Regions from separate parts of the Mus musculus genome. Here region 2 is linked to region 1. The links are chromatin loops, found by intact Hi-C in ENCODE. Cell type or tissue: left cerebral cortex. All regions are shown on one strand. Links, peaks and the distances in the headings refer to the core of each region. The heading gives the core; the rest is flanking DNA.

Region 1 (9,559 bases), core at 1,560-9,559:
TCGAAAAACTTTATCTGTAATCCCATCATCAGTACTCATGGAGCTTTTACTGTCAGGATAGACACAGCAACAGGAAGTTTAAGGCATCTACTTACAGATCCCCAACTGAGGCCGAACAAGGCAGCACTTTGCCTTCCTGTTTTAGTTCTTAATAATTAGCATATCACAAACTGGATCATCATCTTCACCTCATTTCTCCCTAATTCTCTGTTTCTCTTTCTAGTTTCCTTGGCTCCATTAATAACTAAAGCAAAAACATGCATTTACTTTCATGATCAATTTATCAGCTTCACATTTTTGTCTACTCTCTTGTCTTAAACACAAGAAGTCTGTGTTATGCCTTATGGTGAAAATATATTTTAGAAAAGCTTTATTATGGGTTGAGTTGGAGTGTTGTTGGCCATGATTTCATTAGTCACAAGTCAATGATATTAAAAAAAAGATGTTCTTAAATGAAAACATACATAAATAAGGTTATCTATTAAATAAAGATGAGACTGTTGTGAGAGTCACAAGACACCCCACCCCCCACTCTATCTTTTGCTAGGAGCAATGGCTTGGTGTTTCCTAATTTAGTGTTCATGGTAGCTTTGCAGAACTCTAATAAAAAGAATCAATTATACAATCCAAACAAAAATGCCCCTGAGAGAATTTGATCTGCCACTCAGGTGTCTCATCTTTTGTAAATTGAAATATTCAATTGTTGGGATGTCTAATCTTGACTGTCAACTTGACATGCTTAGGAAGAAGACAACACATCTGAGACATTGCCTCTATCAAACCATGGGCTTGTCTTTGGGAGCATCATCCTGATTGCTAGTTGACATAAGAGAGCCCAGCGCACTGTCTGTGGTACTATTTAGGGAGGTGGGACTGAGCTGTAAAAGAAAGGTTGCTGAATGTGATGCTTGAAGCAAGCCAGTGGGCAGTGTTCTCTTGTGGTCTCTGTCTCAGTTCCTACCTCCACACTCCTGCCGAGAGTTTCTGCCATGGCTTCCTTTAATGATGAATCATTACCTGTAAGCTAAAATAACTCTGTTCCTTTCCAACTTGTTTTTGGTCATGGTGTTTATCACAGCAACAGAAAAGCAAATTAGAACAGTTGTGTACTGGACAATTCTCCTCAGTGACCCCAATAATAATACTCAGCATATCCAAAACTAGACTCTCATCTTGGCCCCATCTGCTCCTGTCTTCCTATTCATCTGTCTAGTTTCTTTGTCTTGACTCATGACTTGACTATCTAGCAATGGTCCTAGTATCCTCAACGTCCCTTCTCTCAAGTCCCCGTATCTAGGCATAACGTCAACATTGTCTTCGTTGCATCTTAAGCTAGCTTTCTTTGCCCTGTTACTTTCACCGCATCTGGTTCTGGCTATGATTGTCACTGGCTTTCTGAAGTGTCTCTCTTTTAGCCTTTTCTAACAAGTTTCTATCCGATGTCAGAATCTTATTTCTGTGATGCAGATCCAATGGAGCTGGGCAAATCTTCACATTTAGAATCTTCCCTGGCTCCCCACTGCAAGCAACACTGACTCCAAACTGCAGTCAGCCATAAAGGACCTCCACTAGCTGAGTACTGCCTCCTTTTCTCTCCCACCCAACCATACACAATTCTTTCCCAGCAGGAACACATTCACTCATTTGTCCTTCCCCAGACATTCCAGAGCTGCATGCTGCATGTTCTGTCTATTTCTCCCTCTACTTGATCTTCCATTTTCACACATTCTCTCTTCTCTTAGCTTAAGGTGATAAGTAACTGCCTTTATCATTCTACAAATGCTGATTTTTTTTTTTTTTAAGTAAGGGCAAGTGTTTTCTTACTTCCATATCTCCAGGGCTGAATGCTTCCTTCTAAAGATGCCAGACCTCTCTGGCCAAGACATTAGCTTCTCAGTTTCAAATTGCCTTGGTGAATGAGAACTGGTCCTGTCTACCTCAGATGGCATTATTAAAGACTAAACAAACAGCACCTTAGAAAATTAACCAAGAACTTGGACAAAGAGACACAACGCTACTGTTGTGGTACGCCCAACCTAAATAAGCCCATGCAATGAAAACACAACTCAGCTGGGTGTGGTGGCGCACGCCTTTGATCCCAGCACTCGGGAGGCAGAGGCAGGCGGATTTCTGAGTTCGAGGTCATCCTGGTCTACAAAGTGAGCTCCAGGACAGCCAGGGCTACACAGAGAAAACCTGTCTCAAAAAAAAAAAAAAAAAAAAAAAAAAAAAAAAAAAAAAAAAAAAGGAAAAAAAAAAAAACCACAACTCAATTAATATGATTACATACTGAGTGCCTAGATTGGGCAGATCTACCGCTACACTACCATCTTCCCCATCTATGAGACCCCTTATGACTTGCGGTTTCTCCAGGCCACATGCTTCTGCTCCACTTTCCTTCTCCCTCCTCCTTCATCATCCTCTTCTCTCTTTCTCTCCCAAAATCTTCAGCTCCACCTTCCCCTCTTTCTCTGCCCAATCACAGGCTCTAGCCTTTATTTATAAATTAAGGTGGGAAGCAGGTTTACAAGAAATCACCTGAGTGCTGACTCATTCCTTGTTCGCAGCCCCTCACAGGAGAACAGAATTAACATCAAATACAATTAGCCCCAGGGCTATCCACATGCACTACCACTATTCTTGCCTAGTGCATTGCAGCATAATACCTTCCACCATCCAATTGCTGTCCCAAATTTCTTGCTACTGCTTCTTCATTTCCCTCAGACACAATGCTATATGAATTAACTATGATCTAGATTGTTCGAGCTCCACACCCCAATTCTAACCATATTTATTTTTTGCCTGTGGTGATGTCTTGGATTTTCTCTTCATGTTTTTAGCACCAACATCTCTGTCCATTCTCAAAGCTATTCCACCCTCCTTTTAAGGATGGATGTCCTGATGTCTGGATTGTTTGTTATAAATCTTTATTGATTGTCTTACACTCACCACCCCAACTCTCCATGCTTTCTGGTACAGCAACCTGATAATGCACATGGCAAGTAGCTACCATCTTGGTTGGTAATATTGAAAACAGTCTGACATCCTGCTGTTAGTGTATTGTGAAGACTTGTGGAGGTGGAGAAATTCTTTTTTTGTCATGGTGACCCGCTCAGCATTTGGTTAAGGTTATGAGTGAGTCACAGAGGAGAAACATTAACGAAATGACAAAAGGTCCAGGGAATAACACAATGGATGGGATTTCCTTTCCACTCCAACCTTCTAGACTGGTAAGTAAAATTAGCAAGATGTAAAGGTTAATGAGCTCTCAGGCCAACTTGCAATCATCAAGTGCCACCCTTAGGGTCCCTCTTTCAACAATAGCTCGCATGAAAGCAGGAGGTAACGCAACTGCCAGAAAAGAGAGTCGAAATAGAAACGGTGGGAAACACTCCGGAAGTAATTGACCCTTTGTTCTTAGCTCCGCACAGATAAGATGTGGTTTGTGGGACCACATCTGAAGAGGAGCACAGACAACTGCACAGGGCTTTTGAATGAGCAATCACAAGAGAGAGGGGAAGGTGCTAACAACAGAAACCATCAACCACTATTTATTCCAACATGGTAGACAGAACCTCAGATGCATCTGCATTATATCATTATACTAAAGGCCAATTTTATGCAAAGCAGTGAAAAGCAATCACCTAAAAGACAGATAATACGAAGGATCACTTTGCCTGCTTTAAAAATGGCACCTCAGTTTTGTTTGTCACCCACTGTGATTGCTTCTACATTTGGCCAAACTTAAATATTCATTCAGTTATGTAATTTTTTCTTTTTTTCTTTTTTTTTTTTTTTGCATTGAACTAAAGAAGCGAAAATCAAGCGTGTTGTCAGTCAAACTGTGATAAATAATGTTTACTACTAAACAGAATCGAGGCCATACTAGAGATGAAATGTTTTCTTTGGAAGATTGTTGCTTTCTTGTCAGTGGTACACCTACCCAGCCTCAATTTGTTCTTCTTGCCTACTGCACCAGCGTTTCTGAGATGCCAAACTGCTCACATCTTGTTGGCATCCAATGCAAACCTACAGATGTTTCTCTAGCCCAGCCTTCCACAAGCCCCTCAAATCCTCCCGTACTAAGAAACTCTGTGTTCTCCCTTCCACAGGCAGCCTCAGCGCACCTGCACTTGTCTGACTGCAGATGTGTTCCCTAGTCTTTGGTGAGCAGCCATACACCAAATATGCGCTGTACATCTGCTGGAGGCTAAGAACTGCACTTTCCCAAGAAAGCCAAGAGTTGCCTGGAGGGGCTGGTGAGATAGCTCAGTGGGTAAGAGCACCCGACTGCTCTTCCGAAGGTCCAGAGTTCAAATCCCAGCAACCACATGGTGGCTCACAACCATCTGTAATGACATCTGACTCCCCCTTCTGGTGTGTCTGAAGACAGCTACAGTGTACTTACATATAATAATAAATAAATCTTTAAAAAAAAAAAAAAAAAAAGAGTTGCCTGGAGACAAGAGAGGGGCTGGATCAGGTCTGTAGCTCCTGGTAATAAATGAGAAATAGAAATTAGAAAAGAAGTCTAGTTAGTAGAGGTGGGACCAGCTATGTATAGAGCACCAGGCTGTTCCCGCTCCATCAGTATAGGTCTCTGTGAAGTTATCAGTCAGACTCTGTTCCAAATGGCACAAAATAGAAGTGGACATGAGCCTCAAGGGAAGCCAGTTCTCCTCCAGACTAGCAGTTCTTAAATTTTGTGGCCTTGCTCAACCCAACAAAGTAGACGAATTGTGAACCCTTTGTAAGACATTGAGCTGGAATTCATAAGAACCAGTCATAGCTGGTAAGGAAGCCAAAAGGATTATCAAGCATTACCTCACCCTAGGGGGGACCAGAGGCTCCTTTGAACTATCTGTGACAGACCAGGAGAAGAAGCTGATCATCTCGTGAGGGAAGAGACTAGAAGTTACACGCAAAGGGCAGAAGAAGTACAACGAGGCTTTTTGTACCCATCTCTGTGGGTACTGGATGAATTTAGACTGTTGTCTCTAGTCTCCTGAGTCTCTCTGTTGATTGAGCTAATTCTTATTGATACATAAAATCCCTGCTCTGGACCACAGAGGAACAACCATCCTCCCAGAGCCAGTAACCAAAGAGAGAAAAACAAAAAACAAAGGGGATAAAGTGGACATTATTTTTTTTTTTCGAATTTTGGACGTTATTTTTGTGAATTCGGGGTTGGACCAGCTAGAAATAGATGGCAAAGTCAAGGTGCAGGCAGTAAGATGCCGCGTGGCACGTTCTCAATGATGCCACTGCGCTGCTTTGCATAGCATGATAACTCCCTGGTGAAGCCAAAGAGAGAGCTGACTCCCTGGGGAAGCCCCAGCACCACCATCCTCCAGTCTGAACTGGGAACTTTCTTCCCACCTTGTGACCACACTTGGTTTATTCTCTAGAACACTTACCGGTCTCCCTCCCCGTTGCGGAAGTCAGGTCCTCTCCAATATCCTCTAGCCTAGTGGTTCTCAAGTGGGTACGGTAAATACCCTGTGATGCACACCACAGCCTGCTCTTGACACCAGGTAATCATCTAGAGTCCTGGAGTCAAGCGTGCTGGTGCTGCAGCTGAGAAGAACCCTGCTCTAGGCATTGACAGGAGTCCTAGAGTCCGCGCTGTCCCACGCAGTCAGCTAACCACATGCAGCCACCGCACACTGGAACTGCAGCTAGTGCGACTAGGAAGCAGCATTTCTTTTTAATTTATATTTAATGTCAACAAGTTAAATTTAGATAACTACAAATGGTTCGTGGCTAGAGCACAAACCAAGCTCTTCTTCAGCGGTCCTCTTCCTATAGTCAAATTTTAGTGTCAGTTTGATAACCCCCTCAGCAAACTTGAAGCCCCCTGTAGGCGAGGAATGTGCTTATACCCTCCTAGATGAACCCAGGCGTAGTCATCCGGCTGTTGTTTTTCATACAAGCCAACGTTTTTACAAACAGAAGGGTCTGCTAGCCCTTTGCTTCAGACAGCTAGCCTCTTGACAACCTCCAAAGCGCACGTTCTTTGTGTTTGGGACCAAAGGACTGCAGCACGCTCCTGCCACCTGGTGGTGATGTAGAAAATGTCAGGCAAAGGCTCTCCCCCTGAGGTGCTGTGGTATGACCAAAAGGCAGGACAGAAAACAAATGCTTTGGGACTTGGGACAGAATTATCTGTTAATGGAATCATAAATCAGAGGGAGAAATCAGTTTCCAGATGAGGAAACTAAAGGGAAGAACCACTTGGTGACTCACTCACATATAAAACCAGCCATGAGCCAGCCACCTCCAACCACGTGTTTCTTCCCCTCTGGATAATAAATATTTCTCTCTCTAGGATGAATAGAGATGTTATTGACAGATAAGAACTGACCTCTGTCTTAGGTGCTTAGGTACTTGTTCACGAAGGGCACCAGTCTGTCTGAAGAGGGTACTACTTTAGAAGTGATAAATCCTGCTAGAGTTGGTTGATAATGGCCTTGTTCTTTCTATTCAATTGGCATCAGGTAGCTATGGGTCATCAAAACTGGAACGGGTAAATCCCTCCCTTCTGCAGAAATGGGCTACAATGTCACTTCTGATTCATGCATCAAATACGTGTTCAGAGTTCGTACTTTGTGCTGGCTGTGATGCTAGGTGACAGGGGTACACCAAGGGGGAGGGAATCCCATGAGGTTTCTGCTCATGGGAAGGTCACGATGTGCTAGGCTCCCATACAAACTCTGTACAAGGTAACAATAAGGACAGCCCACACCGGTCAGGGAAAGGAGATGAGCTAGGACCAAAGAAGACAGCCATCAACGGAAGCAAGATCAGCTACAGTCACAAGATCTGCAGAGGGAGCAGGGACTCACAGAGCCCAAGTCCCAACATTGGTGGTACCCAAGTAGCCAGTTACTGAGTGTGAGGTGCTATTGAGCAAACTGAAGCGTCAAGAAGGAGTGGATGCCAAGCAGATGATATATGCAGATCATTAGATCTGTGTGTCTAAGGAGAGTACACATGTACGGTACCAATGTGAGAGCGTGGGAGGCTTCTGAAAGTGACAGGCCTGAGGTGCCAACAGAGGCTAGTCAGAGCTGTGGGCCTGGGAAACCCAGTAGACTGGACTGAGGGAGGGTGGGGATTGCAGCACATCTTGCCACTGCCAGAATCAGTCTCAGGTCCAGGATTAGACAGCCAACACCAGTGGTGTCTAGGGTAAGAGTACCTGCAGGGACAGTAGACACTATGACCACAATGCTAATGCATTCCCCGTGAATCTCTTGTGTTCATTTAGCTCACTGGTTCTCAACCTTCCTAACGCTGTGACCCTTTAATACAGTTTCTCATGTCGTGGTGACCCCAACCATAAAATTATTTTCATTGCTACTTCAGAACTGTAACTTTGCTACTGTTATGAGTCATAATGTAAATACCTAATATGGAGAATATATGATATTTGACCCCCAAAGGGGTTGTGACCCACGGGTTGAGACCCACTGATTTAGCTCAAAGCTGGTGGCTGTGCGGGAGTCAAGGCGCCACATCTTCAATTTGATTTATCTTTCAAGCCCTTGATCAGCTGTGTTTATAAGCAATGATGGTCCAGAGCATGTTTCCAGGGGAGGCCGTTGTAAGGCTTTATAGAGCCGTTAGAGAAACATCTTAGCCTGGGAAATCTATTCTCTCCTACCCCGTCTAACACCAGTCTGTAAGAGCTTAGGTCAAGCTGTGATGTTGGGTCCTTTAACGTGTCTAATCCAACATCTTCCTGGGAAGGATATTGATTTTTGAAGATAAAGTTTGGTCTGGAGCAGAGACAAATGGAAGACAGAGATTGACTGATTCATGATGTGGTAACCTCTTGCCTAATGGCTGTTCTCAGTCTCCCCACATAGCTTTCCGCTACTCCAACCCTGACCTGGGACCTTGATCTTAAAGCTCTGAGGTGAACTTCAGCCTCACTGGCAAGGGATCTGAGTTCATGGGGGACAGGGCCACGGGGCAACATTGTGACCCTGTAACAGTTCTATCTGGTCAACTTGGCAGGCCCCGAGATAATTCTTAAAACTGAAAAGAAAAATTATTGCTGGGCCCCAAAATAAAATGTTATTCCAGATATTAAATATTGTCTAACAGACAGTAAATTTAATGGCCCTGAAGTGGCTTCAGACCTCTGAGAAGATTTTACTTCTCAGCCTTGGCAGGGACACCAAGTACCACTCTCCTATTTCTGCTCTGCCTTCAAACTGTCATAAATAGTTAACTGTGTGAGTCCTTTCCAAAAGAAAAGAAAAAAAAAATCCTCCCAGGAGCATCCGAAAATAGCCTCCAGGGGCTCGATGCATATTTCCTCGGGTCCTCCTCTTAATCTCTCCATATGGGTGGCTATGATTTATTGTTACTGTCACCTGTGGACCGACAGAAACAAAGGCAGCCAGGCTGGAAGGCAGACAGAGGTAGCGGTATGGGAAGGGTCTCTGGAGAGATGGAACTGAGCGTCCATTCCTGGTGAGAGTGCAGGCTTAAGAGCCATCACCTCTCCTTCCTTTGGTGTCTCTGCAACAAAAGGAGAGAGGAGGGGATGTCATCCTCTCCCAAGATGCATCGAGACTCTGCCCTCGAGAAGCTTCCAGAGAGTCTCCCACAAGGCAGAACCTGCCAAAGGCCAAAGACTATTGTGACAGGGCAAGTGTACACTCATTACACAGGGTGCATGTCACCTCTGCCATTTCCTATCTCCAGGCCAAAAGTGAGCTCTCTCCTGCCACTTTTCCAGCCCAGTGGCGTGACCCGAGGCTGGCTGTCCATCACCAGCTCGATGCAAAAGGAGAAGGGAAAGCCGGGCCCAACTGAGGCCCCTGCCTGCTCATGCTAGCTGTGCCTCTCCATCCTTGTGTTTATCCACAGCACGGGCACCACCTCTGAGACACTAAGCTCATCTTCAGGGAAGCAGTCCCTGCCAATAGACCACCAACCCAGGGATCCCCTGTTGACCCAGGAGGAGGGACAGGGCAGGGACCTCCCCATCTGTCTCTGTACCTTCTGTTTTCCCTCTCAGCGCTCCTAACAATGCACCATGATTAGTTGCGGCTCGGGCCCCCTGACACCCCTTAACCTGGAAAATCAGGCAGACTTTCGAGACAGCAATCAGCTCCCAGACACATCCAACCGTAATGTGATTACTCCATTTACCAAAATGCAAAGAGAGATACTTGAGGCGTTTCTGATTAGGGCTGACATTATCTCTCTAATGGGCCATGGCATTAATCAAGGCTGTTGCTATGACTATGGAGATGGTGGGGAAATAACCCCAGCTTGATTCTGGGCCTGCCCAGTTGTGCCACTGTAGAAGAGGTCAGCTTTTGTTAGGGACATGGCACAAGAATGGCTTCTTCCTGCCTGAGAAGGGCTTTCTATTGAGATCACACCAACAGCCAGAAAAAGGCCTCTGTGTTCTTTCATGACGTTGGATGCTCTGGTTCCATAGCTCAATATGATTTGGTGGCATTGTTCTGGAGGGATTGTGTGTGTGTGTGCATGAATGCTGGGGTTGGGGGTACCAGGCTGATCCGTGAGACTGTCA
Region 2 (13,307 bases), core at 2,741-10,740, 180 kb before region 1:
GAGGATTTGCCACATATGCGCAAAACAGCATGTATCATCTTCTGTCCTGCTGAGGTGTCCCTTAGATGCCAGTGTGTCATCTCCTGTCCTGCTGAGGTGTCCCTTAGACGCCAGTGTGGAGGCATTTATAAAGTAGCTTACCCTTCCCCAGAACTACTATCTTTCGCCAGCATGCCTGTGATGTGCCTATGTCTGCCCAAATCTCACAGAAAACCCAACATTCACAGTGCTCTGTTTCCTTCTCCCGTGGCAATCTAATGAGATGAGAGATGATGGTAGCTGGCTAAGCCAACCACCTGTGAGCCAGGCAAAAGCGGAGCAGCAGTATGTAGGCAGGGGTTCTTGGCCCTCGGCTTCCTGCCTGGTGTTTTGCCTCTCTCACCTGGCTTCTGATCCCCTAGCCCGTGTGTTGCCAAAGCTGTGCGCCCCATCCCAGCTTGGGTGGAGGCCATCAGTGGAGCCGGTGCCCAGAAAACATCAATGGCGAGTCATCTCTGGCTGTGGCAAATCCACACTGGCTGCAGTCATTCCCCATATTGACGCCCGGTGGGATCAGAGCTTTGACGGCTGACAAGCTCAATGACTTTCCTTGTCTGGGCTGAGACTTGAGGAAGAGAGAGGTAGAGTGATTCTGCACAGAGGCCAGGAACCCTTGACAAAGAGCTCCCTGCAGCTAGTTGCCTGCAGCCAGTCGCCTCACCCGCAGCACACAAGCAACAGCCCCATCCCATGGCCTCCTGTTTTGTGAATAGGAAGCCCAAAGCTGAGAAAGACTATGGGGGGTGGGGTTGCTTGTCTGTATCCTTTCTGCTTTTTTAATTCAGCGTATTTAATTTATTGGAGCTCTGCTTCATTTCACGAAGGATTTAACGTAGCTCAGTGTCATTCCTGCAGCACTGTTACATTAAAAACAAATGAAGAATTGGAGGCAAAGGTGAAAGAAAGTGAGGCCGGTAGAAAGAGCAGCCAACAATTGCAATGATCTCAGCACCAGTGTGGAGATGCCTTGAATCCACAAGATCTCCGTCTTTCATAGCCATGCCCTCAGATTAGGTCTTGGAATCTTTGCCTTCCGTGAGAGAGAGAGAAGAAAACAGAATCAATTGGCTTTGGGGTATTTATTAAGCAATTTCCCACAATTCAGACACTGAAGTCTAGAAGGAATCTCTACAATGAATCAGACAGGGATGCTACAGTGTATATTGACCATCCCATAACATGAAATGATGGAGACCAGAAGTGTTTCAGAGTTCCAAAGTGTTCAGATTTTGAAATATTGATGTAGACCATCAAACGAATATCCTTTAGCCAATCACATTGATGCTGGTAAAGTTTTGGGTTTCCGGTTGTATAGATGAAGAGGTGTTCAGTCTATTCCATGGGGTCATGGAGAGCTGTAGTAACTTAACCAGAGTCATCGGGTGATGATGAGTCAGCCCAGTATTCTGTTGTTTGGTCTGATCCCATCATGTGTCATTGGTCATATGGCAATCCTCTTCCATCCACTTGTTCTGTGGATATGTGAATATTGTACTCACCAACCTAGAAATATGATCCAAATATGTGCAGTTAAAGATCAGTGGCGACACTACTAACTGTAGCTACCATTATTAGTGTTTACTGGCGTGAGTGCTTTACAATAAATGTACTAAATCCAGCATGGTAGGTATGACTATCATTCCTGATGACAAACAACAAAAACAGGTTCAGAAAAACTGAGTACTTCCCTACGGTCCAAGGACTCTTGGGTAACAGGCTAGGATTGGAACCCAGGTGTGTGTGACCCACAGCCCATGCTTTGAATCCCTGGCATCACTCTCTTACCCTGGGGAAGCTGCCGCCACCCTGCTCAGTGTTCCAGAGTCTGTGAATGTTGGGTGTAAGGAGAGAAGTTTTTGTAGGGCTGGAGATCAAAGATGAGGACCCCAATCCACAGGTGCCAGAGGGCCCTAAGTTTCTACAGACTTCTGCCTCTGATGGCCATCGCCACTTCAAGGCAGGACAGAGAAAGCCTGGTCTTATCGATGTGGTCAAATGTCTGCCTTGCAGATCAGCACTGGGGCTGATCCCAGCGTAATGAGATGAGGCTTCTGCACCTGTGCACTGCCTGCTTCAGATGAATAAACATCTTTGGTCTCCAGAGTCTAGAGCATGAGATGTTTCTGAGGCCTCAGTTAATTAAAAACCTTGGGATGAAAGACAAGAAAAACAACTCTGAACTGGCCCTGAAACAGAGCTGCTCCTGGCAAGGACAGTTGCCATCTCTTTGTTGGGACAGAGTGATGTGTTTAAGGAAGGAATGAGGGGAGAAGAATCCATCCCATGGAAGTCTGATGAGAATTAGTCAAGGGTATGAACTCCCATGGCAAAGGGAGCATACTATTGGTTCCTGAGTTCCGAAAACACCCGTCATTTGTTTGTAACTTGCTGCACTCTGTTATGACAGCATTATGTATGATGAGGTATAGGAAACCCATACTTGACCTCCTCAAGATGAACACATGCAGAGTATATCCAAGACAGTGCGTGATGGGTGTCTAGGAGTCCTATTCAGAAAGGTGGCTCTCAAACTGAGCCCTGGCAGCAGACAAAGAAGACTTCAGATGGACTTTAGTCTCTTTCTAAGTTTACTGAAATCCACATCTACCAACTCATTGGCTTTAAATGATGTGAGCTCTAGAGGCTAGAATTGTCAGCCTCTTCAGATGATGCCTGTGTATCATCTAAAACTTCAAGAAAACCCACGCTTGATGGGGAGAGGGGAATAGAATTCAGTGGTAGATCACCTACCTACTTACCCTTTGATTTCTTCTCATATCCTAGACTCTGGGCATGCTTTGATATCCTTAGCTTATAGTGGCAGCCATCCAACCTCTGCCGCCTTCTTGCAGCCTCGTTGCCAGTTATCTGTGTTCCTTTTTGTGATTTCTCTTACAAAAATACCAGGCATTGAATTTTAGGCCAGCTGTAATCTAATATGACCTTGCTCATTTTAATTACATCCCCCAAACTGTATCCCAATCGTCACATAATGAAGTTCCAAGTGGACATAAATTGGGGGACACTATCAACCACTGCAGAGTGGGAGTAATCTCTTAGTAAACAACTGAGGCCACTGGAGGCAAGACCTATTTGCAGCATGACATCAGACTATTCCAGGTACCTGCAAAGAATGTGTGTTTTTAGAGACGATTCAGAAATTTGACCTTTCCTTAGTAAATACATAGAAAGCCAAGGGGAAAAAATTAAATCAGACTACAGGTAAGACACCTACTAAATAAGAATTTAACCAAGGTTGAAGCAAAGGATCATTAGATCTATCTCTTTCTTATGGGTTTAGATGTCAACATCTGGTAAGATATAATAAGTCTAACTTGGACGTTTGTTTCCTGAACTCATTTGGTAGGACTTTGGGTAAGTTTTCATTTGAGCAATGGATGTGCAGCATGCCTGCTGGTGTTTGAAGATATAGTGCAGTTCAGCCATGAAGAGACAGAAAAGTTTGTTCTCTGAGGGAAGTTGAGCATTAATGGAAGCTTCTCGATTGTGACTGTGAGTATACAACCATTGGAAGCGTAGAGCTCACATACAGCTTGCCCAACTGGGCCTTGTTCCTATACAACACGCCTGAAAATTTGGGTGCAGATTGAATCGCAGGGCTGAAGCCTTTTCGATAAATATTTACATTGTGATTATGTAGCTGTGTAACCACTGTGGTTGCTCTCCAGTTGGCATGTTAACTTCAAGGGTCTGTTTCCTGCTTTAGTAGACAAATCCTGACTGAGGCTAAGTCTTGAAGGAGGGCATCCTGAATGGAAGACATTCCCCCTAATGTGTCTGGTTAGGGGCAGTTTGATTTCAGGAGAGAAAATCAATAAGACTGACTTATTTTGATTTTGTGAAATCCCATCAGTACCCTTACCTGTGAGAGAGGGACTGCCTGTTCTCAGCTCTCCCTAGAAACCTGCTAATGTCAAAACTTAATAGCTCTTACCAGGAGATGGTTGCTTGTGCTTACATATCTATTTATAGTTTTATGTTAGGGGGGTTTGAAAGATAATAATGCCTTTTTCTTTTCCTTCTTACCCTCTTCCTATTCCTCCAATTTCTCCTCTTCCTCAACAGAGCATTTTGAGATAGGGTCTTATGTAACCCAACCTGACCTAAAACATACTACCTTGCCTAGGCTAGTCTCAAACTCTCCTGCCTCTATTTCCCAAGTGCCCCCATATTGGACTAATGTGGTTTCCTTAATGGTTTTCTCCAGTCTTTAACCTTTATCACTCAGTTATCCAACAGCAAGTAGTAAATGGGTCTTTGAGCTCAGCCTTCTGGGTTGATGCCTTGCAAGCAAAGATTGCTGGGGTCAAGGAATTCCAGTTCTTCTGCTGCCTCATTTAAGACTTGGTATTCTTGGAAGGAAACTCTAGTATGTTGCAGTTTCCTTTCCAGAGGAGTTCTTATCTGGTGACTCGGGGCTCCACAGTCATGTGGCTTCTTGCTAAGAAATGACCCTTAGTAGTTGGCACTGCTGCAGCCTTTTCTAATGGGTTCCATGCTAACACAGCAGCATACCCAGCACTGCTTTCAATACACCTTAGGGCACAGGTGCTTCAGTGATGACTCTGAAGTCCTGCCCCTCCAGTGTCATGTTCCCCTGTAGCAGTGAGTACCAGTTGAGTAGGAGGAGATGAAACTGATAAACCATCAGTTGGTTGTGAACTGGTGATCCCTTTTTTTTTTTTTTTACCTTCCCTGCGTGCTGAGTCACAAACACTTCTTACCCAGGGTAATTTTGAGAGGTGTAAAATCAGGAAAGACCCATGCTACTAGGGTGCTCATATAAATGTGAACTTTTATAGCCAAGGCAGGATTCAGTTCATGCCTGGAGCATTCCAGTCTAACTTGGTAGGTAATGATAGTATACATTTAAATAAAGAAGAGATTTGGTCTACCTTAGCTCATATATTAGACTGGAAATGAAAAATCTTGAATTTTTTTTTAATTTTTAAAATTACATTTATTTATTGTGTGTGGAAGATTGTACAGACATCTTCAAATGATAATAATAATAATCACTGATGTCTCAATATACAGAACTATAACAGTTAATAGACCTCACCTCATAGCAAGCTTTTAATCAATTGTAAAGCCATGTATTAGCTATTATTGCTATTAGCATTTGAACTTCAGGCCATGACTTTGAGGCCTTAGATCTTTGGGTAAAATTCTTAATGATGCATCATGAAATTAGAAACTGCAAAGAAAGCTAACCAATGTGGTAGAGGAATGGAAGTGGTGAATGCATAGAAAGGGGGGTTGGGGAGAACCATTTATTGACTTCGGGCAACAGACTGTTGAGCAGCTGAATAGCTGTCCTCGTGGCATTTGAGGCATTGTTGCTTGGAAAAGTGTGCCCAGCTGTTCTTCATCTCCGCTGAGGTTGACAGATCTAGGGCAGATGGGCCAGGCCAGAGCCAGAGAATAAAAGAGAAGCAGTAAAGATGACAAAATAAATCAGGGACAAGTGAGGAGGAGAGCGGAGGGCCATAGCCTCATGGAAGTGCCAAAAGTGATCATGGCAGCCCTTTCCATGAAGGACAACCTCAGTGTGCAGTGTCCCTGGGACTACGGCTACCACTCCAAGCCGGGCAGCAGATTAGGCTCTTAGGTTTACCTAGTCTGAGCCACTGTAGTTCATGCCTACCATTGCTGAATGTGATTGTTCTCAACCGGTTCTTCCAGCCTCCCCAGAGTGCACTACCCTGCAAGCATTCTGGGGTGTCATAGGAATGAGTGCTAGAAGAATCTGGTGAGTGAAGACCAAAGAAGTTGTTAAGCATGCTACAGTTCACAGGACAGTGCCTGCAACAAAGAACTGTCTAGCCTCCAGATGTCAGTCATGCTACTGTTTTGAGAAATCCAGGCGTAGAGAGTAGTAGAACGTTCTAGAATGGACTCCTTCAGGCTAACTAATTCATGCCAAGGCATTTCCCCCTCCGTTTACACCAAACCATGGAACTGAATGGCTTAGAAGGCTGTTAAACATTTGCTATTCTAAGAAAATGTGCAGATTACTTCATAATCATGTGTTTCTTAGCTGTCTGCTGTACTTTGGTTTTAAAAATATTTATATTTCTAAATAAGCAACTGACTCTTTGTATAGGGAAAATAACATATGCATTAGATCTCTGGGGAGTATGTTCCAGACACCACCCTTAACGCTTTCTGTGCCCAGCATCTTGCTGGCCGATGAGGCGCTACATTCAGGGCTCCAAGGCAGTGAGTGCCCTGCAGTTAGAATGTTGTGGTTCAGATGAAGACATGATGTTGGGTGGGGGGAGTTCCCTTGGGTCCGAGTGCAGCCAATAACAAAGGGAAGGCTGGAAGAGGCAGCAGCATCCGCATGCAAAAGACTAACGCCGCTACTCAGTGTCTCTGGGAAGAAAATCATGCTTTCCTGACTTAATAATACATTGCTGTCTCTAAATAATATAAGTATATGTTTTGTGCGTCCATTTGTAAACTTTCCGGGTCTTCTGAAATCCAGACTCAGCATGAAAACACACGCTATTTTTGATTCTTGCATATATAGCACAGATTTTAATTTTATCCCAGTTATGGATATCTGGCACGTGCACCAGTACTCTGGGCAGACTGGTGTGAAATTCAATTTGAGCAGTTAAACACAAGGGCGAGAGAGTGCAAACTACACAAACGCATGCATTTCCAGCCCTACAGCATTTGGTGTGGGAGTGGGGAAGGCACCCACGTCCTCTCTTTACAGCTAGGAATTTTCTCCTCTTGTGGCAATCAGATTACAGATTTCTCTAGAAAGACACAAATCTTCAATGGTTCCAAGCCACCCCCACCTCCCCCTCAATGTTACCCACAACACCTTTCACTTGTAAGTTAAGTATACTGGTTAATTGAGTTCTGTAGAGATGCCCTGCTTTCAGGACTGGAGAATAACATCCTGGAAAATGTCTTCAAGGGGGGAACAGGAATGGAAGTAGCAACAAGCTCAGCCTGCCTTCACATCTCGGCTCTGTCAGTTGCACTGTCTAAAACTCCAGAACATTTTCAAGGGTTGTTCCTCGCTAGAGATTTAGCTCAGTGACAGCGCGCTTGCTGATCATTTGTGGGACCCTGGCTTTAATCCCTAGTCTAGAAGTAGGATGCTGTTCCTCATTTTTATTTATTCTGAAAATGGGAGTAAACTCTAGCCTTGGTATCATTGGAGAGTGAAACGCAGTGGTAGTCCACAGGTTCCAGGTTAATATTTCCTTCCCTGAAAGGCACCTGGCATCCAGCCGTCATAGCACTTGCTGAAGGACATTAAAATGATCTCGTCAGTGGTTATTAATGTTGGTAAAGATGGCAGCCACTTCCGTGCTTAACCAACCTTCATTCGGAAACTACCTAACGCCTTTCCACCTGCCCCAATCTAATCACTCACCACGCCTGGTATTGAGTGCACAAAAGCTTTTGGTCTTCCACATACCCAGTTGTGCTGGAGGGTTGTGTGTCATTTGGGAACGTCAGGGAGGGAAGTATCAGAATTGAATGGGTCCATTTCCTCTTACGTTCCAAAGAGAGAACATCTGTTTTCCATCAGTAAAAATGCCCATCTCTCCATTCGATTTGTTTCCACAGAAGAGCGAGTTGTCCCCATTGAAGTGTGCCGTTCCAAACTGTCAAAATACTTGCAGGGAGTAGTTTTCCGCTGTGATAAGTGTACCTTCACCTGCTCCAGTGACGAGAGTCTCCAGCAACACATAGAAAAGCACAATGAACTGAAACCGTACAAATGCCAGCTCTGCTACTATGAGACCAAGCACACGGAGGAACTGGACACTCACCTTCGGGATGAGCACAAGGTACTTACCCAGGACTTTCTGCACCACCCTCCCCCCGCCCCCCCCCCACCTCAGCACTCCTGTCGGGGAGACAGGTTAGTGTGGTCACCTCTACTGTGTGCAAGCCAGAGAGACGAGTTAAAGTGGTAATTATAGTAAAACTTCATTTTCTTAGAATAAAAGAAATGTAAGACCACTTTAGAACGTGGGAAAAACCTTGGGGGAATCCTTTCTATACTTTTCACTTGTTTTACATAATTTTGTTTATATTGTATATAAAACAACATATCTTGCTTTTTTTTAAACCCTGTCTAAAATTTTGTCTTATCTTAAATGTGCTTAATTATTATAGTGTTGGCAGACTTCCTGTAAAGAGCAATCAGTAGATCTTTTGTTTTTTGGGCCATATGTAATTTCAGTGGCAGTTGCTTAAACCCACCGTTAGTATATAGCAAGAAAGCAGGCACAGACACAGTGGTGTTTGAATAAAACTTTATCCAATAAAAGATAACAGTCTCTGGGCACTTAGTTGGCAATGCCTTGACTCTCGGTCATGTAAGTTGTTTCTAAGGTTTTGCTAATTACAACTTTGAAAGGCATTACTATACATATGTGATCAATTTAAGAAATTGATGTTTCTTTAATGGTATAGGAAGGAGATTTTGTGTGTGTATGTGGGGGGGGGGGATTCTCTTCTGTAGTTTTGCTGAGAATTAGAGCCATACATGATGGCTATGTTCCTCGGTATAGGGATTATTTTGCTTACTGTAGTTACAGGTTTTGCATATTGCCCCAAGCACAGAAAGAGTTATGATTAGTATTTGTTTCTGAAAATAGCCTACTGCAATCCTTTCTAATTAACCAAATCCAAAACATCTATTAAGCATTTACTCAAGACATAATGAAAAGCATTTTTGATCCCATTTCCATTTTTCTCACTCTGAATCCTTTTCAGCAGAAACATGGCCACTCGTTCTTAGCCTTCTGAACCCACGTTATAAATATTTCAGTCTGAATCATCTCTGGTAAGGACTTCTAGGGCTTTCTTTGCTCTGGGTCCACAATTTAACAGCTTGCTTGCAACTTCTCTGCTGCCCGTGACAGCCCCTGAAGTAAAAGAAAAGAAAAATCTAGATTGCCGCACTCAGAAATCTTCATATCCTTTCTTCCTCTGTCTTCCTGGGAGTTTTTCATCCTAACTCGGGGGGAAATGTATCCCAGACCAAGCTCCTTGTATTCATTCATTCATGTGCACCTTATTTATGCACAGTCATCCTTCTATTATGGCGTGCAAGCCTTCGGGCTCCTATTTGGGAACAAAACAAATCAGGAAGAGAAATTCTTCCTTCATTGGTGCAGTGGATTCTAAACTACTAGAAAATCCAGGGACAGACAGAAACCAAACCAAATACCAGGCATCCTGAGCAGTCAATTGAAGGTTGGGGCTCGGGACTTTGGGCTGAGAAGTGTGCTCTCCAGAAAGAGGGAACCGAATTCAGGAGTTTTCGAACAAAGAAACTCGAGTAATTGCTTTTGCTCCATTGCTTATTGTGTGTGCATTAGGAAGCTGCTCGTATATGAAGGCCTGTTTTCTGGCTTATCAGTAGGGATTGTTATTCTAAGGGCAGAAAGCCTTTTAAGAGTAGATGGAGCCCTTGTTCTTCCTGCATGTTGGCACTTAGTCTATGTCCCATAGATTGTGTGTGAGTAGAATTGTGCTCGAATATAGCAAGAACTGTATTTATCATAAAGGCAACCATGCTCTCAAAGGCCTGAAATATGAAACGAGTAATGATAGCTTGTATTTTACGTAAGTTTTGTGATGGTTTTACCGTGTCATGCTATGGTTTTCAATTTTGCCCTTTCTTATGGTTGATGAGTGTGTTGAGTCCAAAGATTGCCTGCCCACCTTCAGCTGAGGACTCGCCACTTTGAGCACGCCCCCCGTGGATTCTATTTGGTCAGGGTTGTTATTAAGTTTATGAGATTCATGCTTATTAGATAGCAGCACATTTCTTTTCTATTCTCTTTTTCCCCCCTCCTAAATGATGATCACATAATACAATTCAGTGTGGTTGAAACTGGTTTTCAGCAGATGAGCACTGGCAGTATGTACTAGCAAAGTGTGGTTGTTCATCAGCGAGTGGCATACAAATGTCAGACTTCATAGAAAGGCTGTGGGGGCTGTTGGTGTGTTCTAGACTGACTGCTGATTCAAATGGAAACCTTAATGACTCAAGGCAAAAACCAGGAGTTAAAGGCCTAAGAAAATTAGAAGGAAATAGAACTTGTTTTACTCCCAGATCGTAATAGCTACAAAATCCTGATAATGGTATAAAAAAGCTACTAGAACACTCAGGAAATGATGGTGGTTACAGGATATGACACAGGTACAAAAATAAATTGCTAAATGCTGAAAACAAAGATTGATTACATGTATTAACATCAAAAGGAATAAAATAGTTTAGTATGAAATTAACCTAAGAGCTGTAAGATCTAGTCACTGAGAGCTACATAGTCCTACTGAGAGAAACAAAGACCTATATTGTTGCCCTATGTACCACATTCATGAAATAGGTAACTAATTCAGTATTGATCATTTTTTTCTAATCAGATCTATAGATCTCATATAATCTTCATCTAAACTTTGGGAAGTATTTTTTATAGATGATGATAAACTAAATCTAAAACTTATGTGGCAATGCAAATGATGTGGATTTATCTAAACAATAAAGAGAAGCAAAGTTGAGAGACTCAACTCTTCTTGCTTTCAGGGCTTAAAGTAAAGCTGTAGTAGTTAAGAGAGTGTGGCATTGCTCAGTTTAAAGGAGCAGAAGAACAAGTCCACGAGTAGACTGTCTTGTGAGTGTGGTCAGTTGATCTCTTTCAAGCATGTCAGCACAATAGAGAGAGGGTGTTCTTCCAAAGGGAGCTCTGAAACAATTAGATTTGCACATATATGTTTTGGCCCTTGGTCCCTAATCAACTCTACATTAAAAGCAGTTTAAAAAAAATGGTCATAAGTATTTGGGCTAACCTATGAACATTTTAGTGAAACATGAATTTTGCTAGAAATAAGAAATGAAATGTTGGGTGTCGGAATAATGCTTAGATAAGAAACAAAAGCTGTGAGCATTGAGACAAAAGATAAGTTGAATGTCATCAAAACTAAGTGTCCTTCTGTGATGTATATGCTTGGCACTATTAGAAGGTGTAGCTCTCTTGGACTAGGTGTGGCCTTGTTGGACTAGGTGTGGCCTTGTTGGACTAGGTATGTCTCTGTTGGTGTGGACTTTAAGACCCTCATCCTAGTGCCTGGAAGCCAGTATTCTGCTAGCAGCCTTCAGATGAAGATGTAGAACACACAGCTCCTCCTGCACCATGCCTGCCTGGATGCTGCCATGCTCCCACCTTGATGATCGTGGACTGAACCTCTGAACCTGTACGCCAGCCCCAATTAAATGTTTTTATAAAAGTTGCCTTGGTCATGGTGTCTGTTCACAGCAGTAAAACCCAAACTAAGACACCTTTAGAAGATCCCATTAAGAAAGCAAAAGACCAACAAACAGCCTGAAACAAATATTTGTCAAGTATTTATTATGTACCAGGCCATGGAACCAACAGATACACAGAACTCTTTTAACTTGACTCAGAATGAAAGCATAGACAGTGGTAAAGATGTCCATTCAAAGATGCTTGACAAGATTTACCACTGGCAATGTAGAGACTAAAGGAACATTAAGTTTTCCTTATCTACCAAGATGGTTGATTCCAGCCTGTCAATACCAAGGTGTTATTGAGGATGTGGAGAAAGTTGAAGTTATCCTGGGAGTTCTGGTGGAAGCAAAAAGGGACACAGCCTCTTTGGAGCAGTTTGGCAGGCTGTTTAAATGTTAAGTACTGCATTACTGTAAGACCCAACAATTCTGCTTTGGCTATCTTAGTCAAGGTTTTATTGCTGTGAAGAGACACCATGGCTGCAGCAGCTCTTATAAAGAAGGCATTTAGTTGGAATTTGCTTACATTAAGAGGTTTAATCCATTACTGTCATTGTGGGAAGCATGGCAGCCCACAAACAGACATGGGGCTAGAGAATTTGCTAATAGTTTTACATCTGGAGTATTAGGCAACAGGAATTGAGACTCTGGGTCTAGCTTGGGACCTTGAAACCTCAAAGCCCATCCCCAGTGACATATTTCCTCCAACAAGGGCATACCTATTTCAACAAGGCTTTACCTCTTAATGCCTGCCAAGTAGGGCCACTCCCTGATGACCAAGCATTTAAATCTGTGAACCTGTGCCGACCCTTCCTACTGACACCACCACACTGGCTTAAAATAGAACTGAAATACAGACTTTGTATCCAGTGGAAAACTGCTTGTGAGTAAGGAATAATTACTGATGTTTAGTAGCATGGATGGGTCTCAGATCATATTAAATGGACAGAAATCAGACTTCAGCTTTATGTGAGCTTCTAGAAACTGCAGCACTGTAGCAACAAGAAGTAGCTCAGAAGTTGCCTAGGGCTGAGTCTTGGGAATAAGGTTAAGAATTTGAGGGATCGCCTCAAAGGTGAAGATATTCTAAACTGACCTGGGTGAAGGTCTAAATCAGTCACTTTACTTAAAATAGAAAGGAAGGAAGGAAGGAAGGAAGGAAGGAAGGAAGGAAGGAAGGAAGGAAGGAAGGAAGGAAGGAAGGAAGGAAGGAAGGAAGAAAGAAAAAGAAAGAAAGAAAGAAAGAAAGAAAGAAAGAAAGAAAGAAAGAAAGAAAGAAAGAAAGAAAGAAAGAAAGAAAGGAAGAAAGAACAACTTGAATTGTTCACTTAAAATAGATAAATTAGATAGCCATTGAATTATACTTCAGTCCCCAAATTCTGGCACACAGCAATCTCCTTAGTAGGTGCTAAGTTTCAGAAGTACTTTCTGCCAAATTAATCATTGAACTAATTGAGCCAGACTAATGCATAAGTTGTCAAAAAAAATTTTTGAGATGGAGATTGCTGCTTTGTTTTCAATAAGATAATGTTGAATATATTGCCTTTTATATCCTGGCACAAATCACTTTAGGTGATTTTTGTATGGTGGAGAGAATCTAAAAGAATCTATAAGGCTATGTAGAATGTGTTTTTCCATCAAAGGATTTTATTAAACAGACCTAAGCATACCAACCCTGGACATCTGAGTTCTCATTGCCAAGGCTGTAAACCTGAGGCACATCTCTAAAGATACTGATATCATGTGCTGTGGACAGAAAGCTGGTAATAGCAGAAAGGGTTCTTGAAGTCAAATACATCATTGCATTTAAGAACCAAAATGTCAAGTGTACTTGCTGTAGGCTGCCATGTTTACCCTCAGAAGTCAGAGTGCAGAGGAGAAAGGGTGGCGATCAGAACCCTCATTTTAGAGGTGACAAACAGAATCCTGTCCTTCTAGACCTTTCTCTGTG

What was found. Peaks named below come from ENCODE experiments on the same cell type or tissue, not always from the same donor. Only the 100,000 strongest peaks of a DNase experiment are listed, where the experiment ranks them.
Region 2: a loop joins it to region 1, with 2.2 times the contacts of the local background. A loop is called at or near these places in 4 of 42 quality-filtered maps.

What each region holds. Positions count from the first base shown.
Region 1 is chr4:55,234,621-55,244,179 of GRCm38, forward strand. It overlaps Gm34231 (a long non-coding RNA gene), which reads left to right. Exons shown (of 3, transcript XR_390581.4): 3 at 4,113-4,316. It also overlaps the pseudogene Gm12508. Among named protein-coding and RNA genes, the nearest start is that of Gm34231, 32 kb to the left of the region's middle. In left cerebral cortex, for the core only: a CTCF peak has its summit at 6,067 (motif pointing left); a DNase peak (open chromatin) is centred at 6,043.
Region 2 is chr4:55,052,358-55,065,664 of GRCm38, forward strand. Zfp462 (zinc finger protein 462) reads left to right here. Exons shown (of 13, transcript NM_172867.3): 10 at 7,657-7,880. It overlaps Gm42289 (a long non-coding RNA gene), which reads right to left. Exons shown (of 2, transcript XR_003955412.1): 2 at 8,163-13,307. Among named protein-coding and RNA genes, the nearest start is that of Gm42289, 10 kb to the right of the region's middle. In left cerebral cortex, for the core only: a CTCF peak has its summit at 5,868 (motif pointing right); DNase peaks (open chromatin) are centred at 2,853, 6,006, 6,243 and 6,739.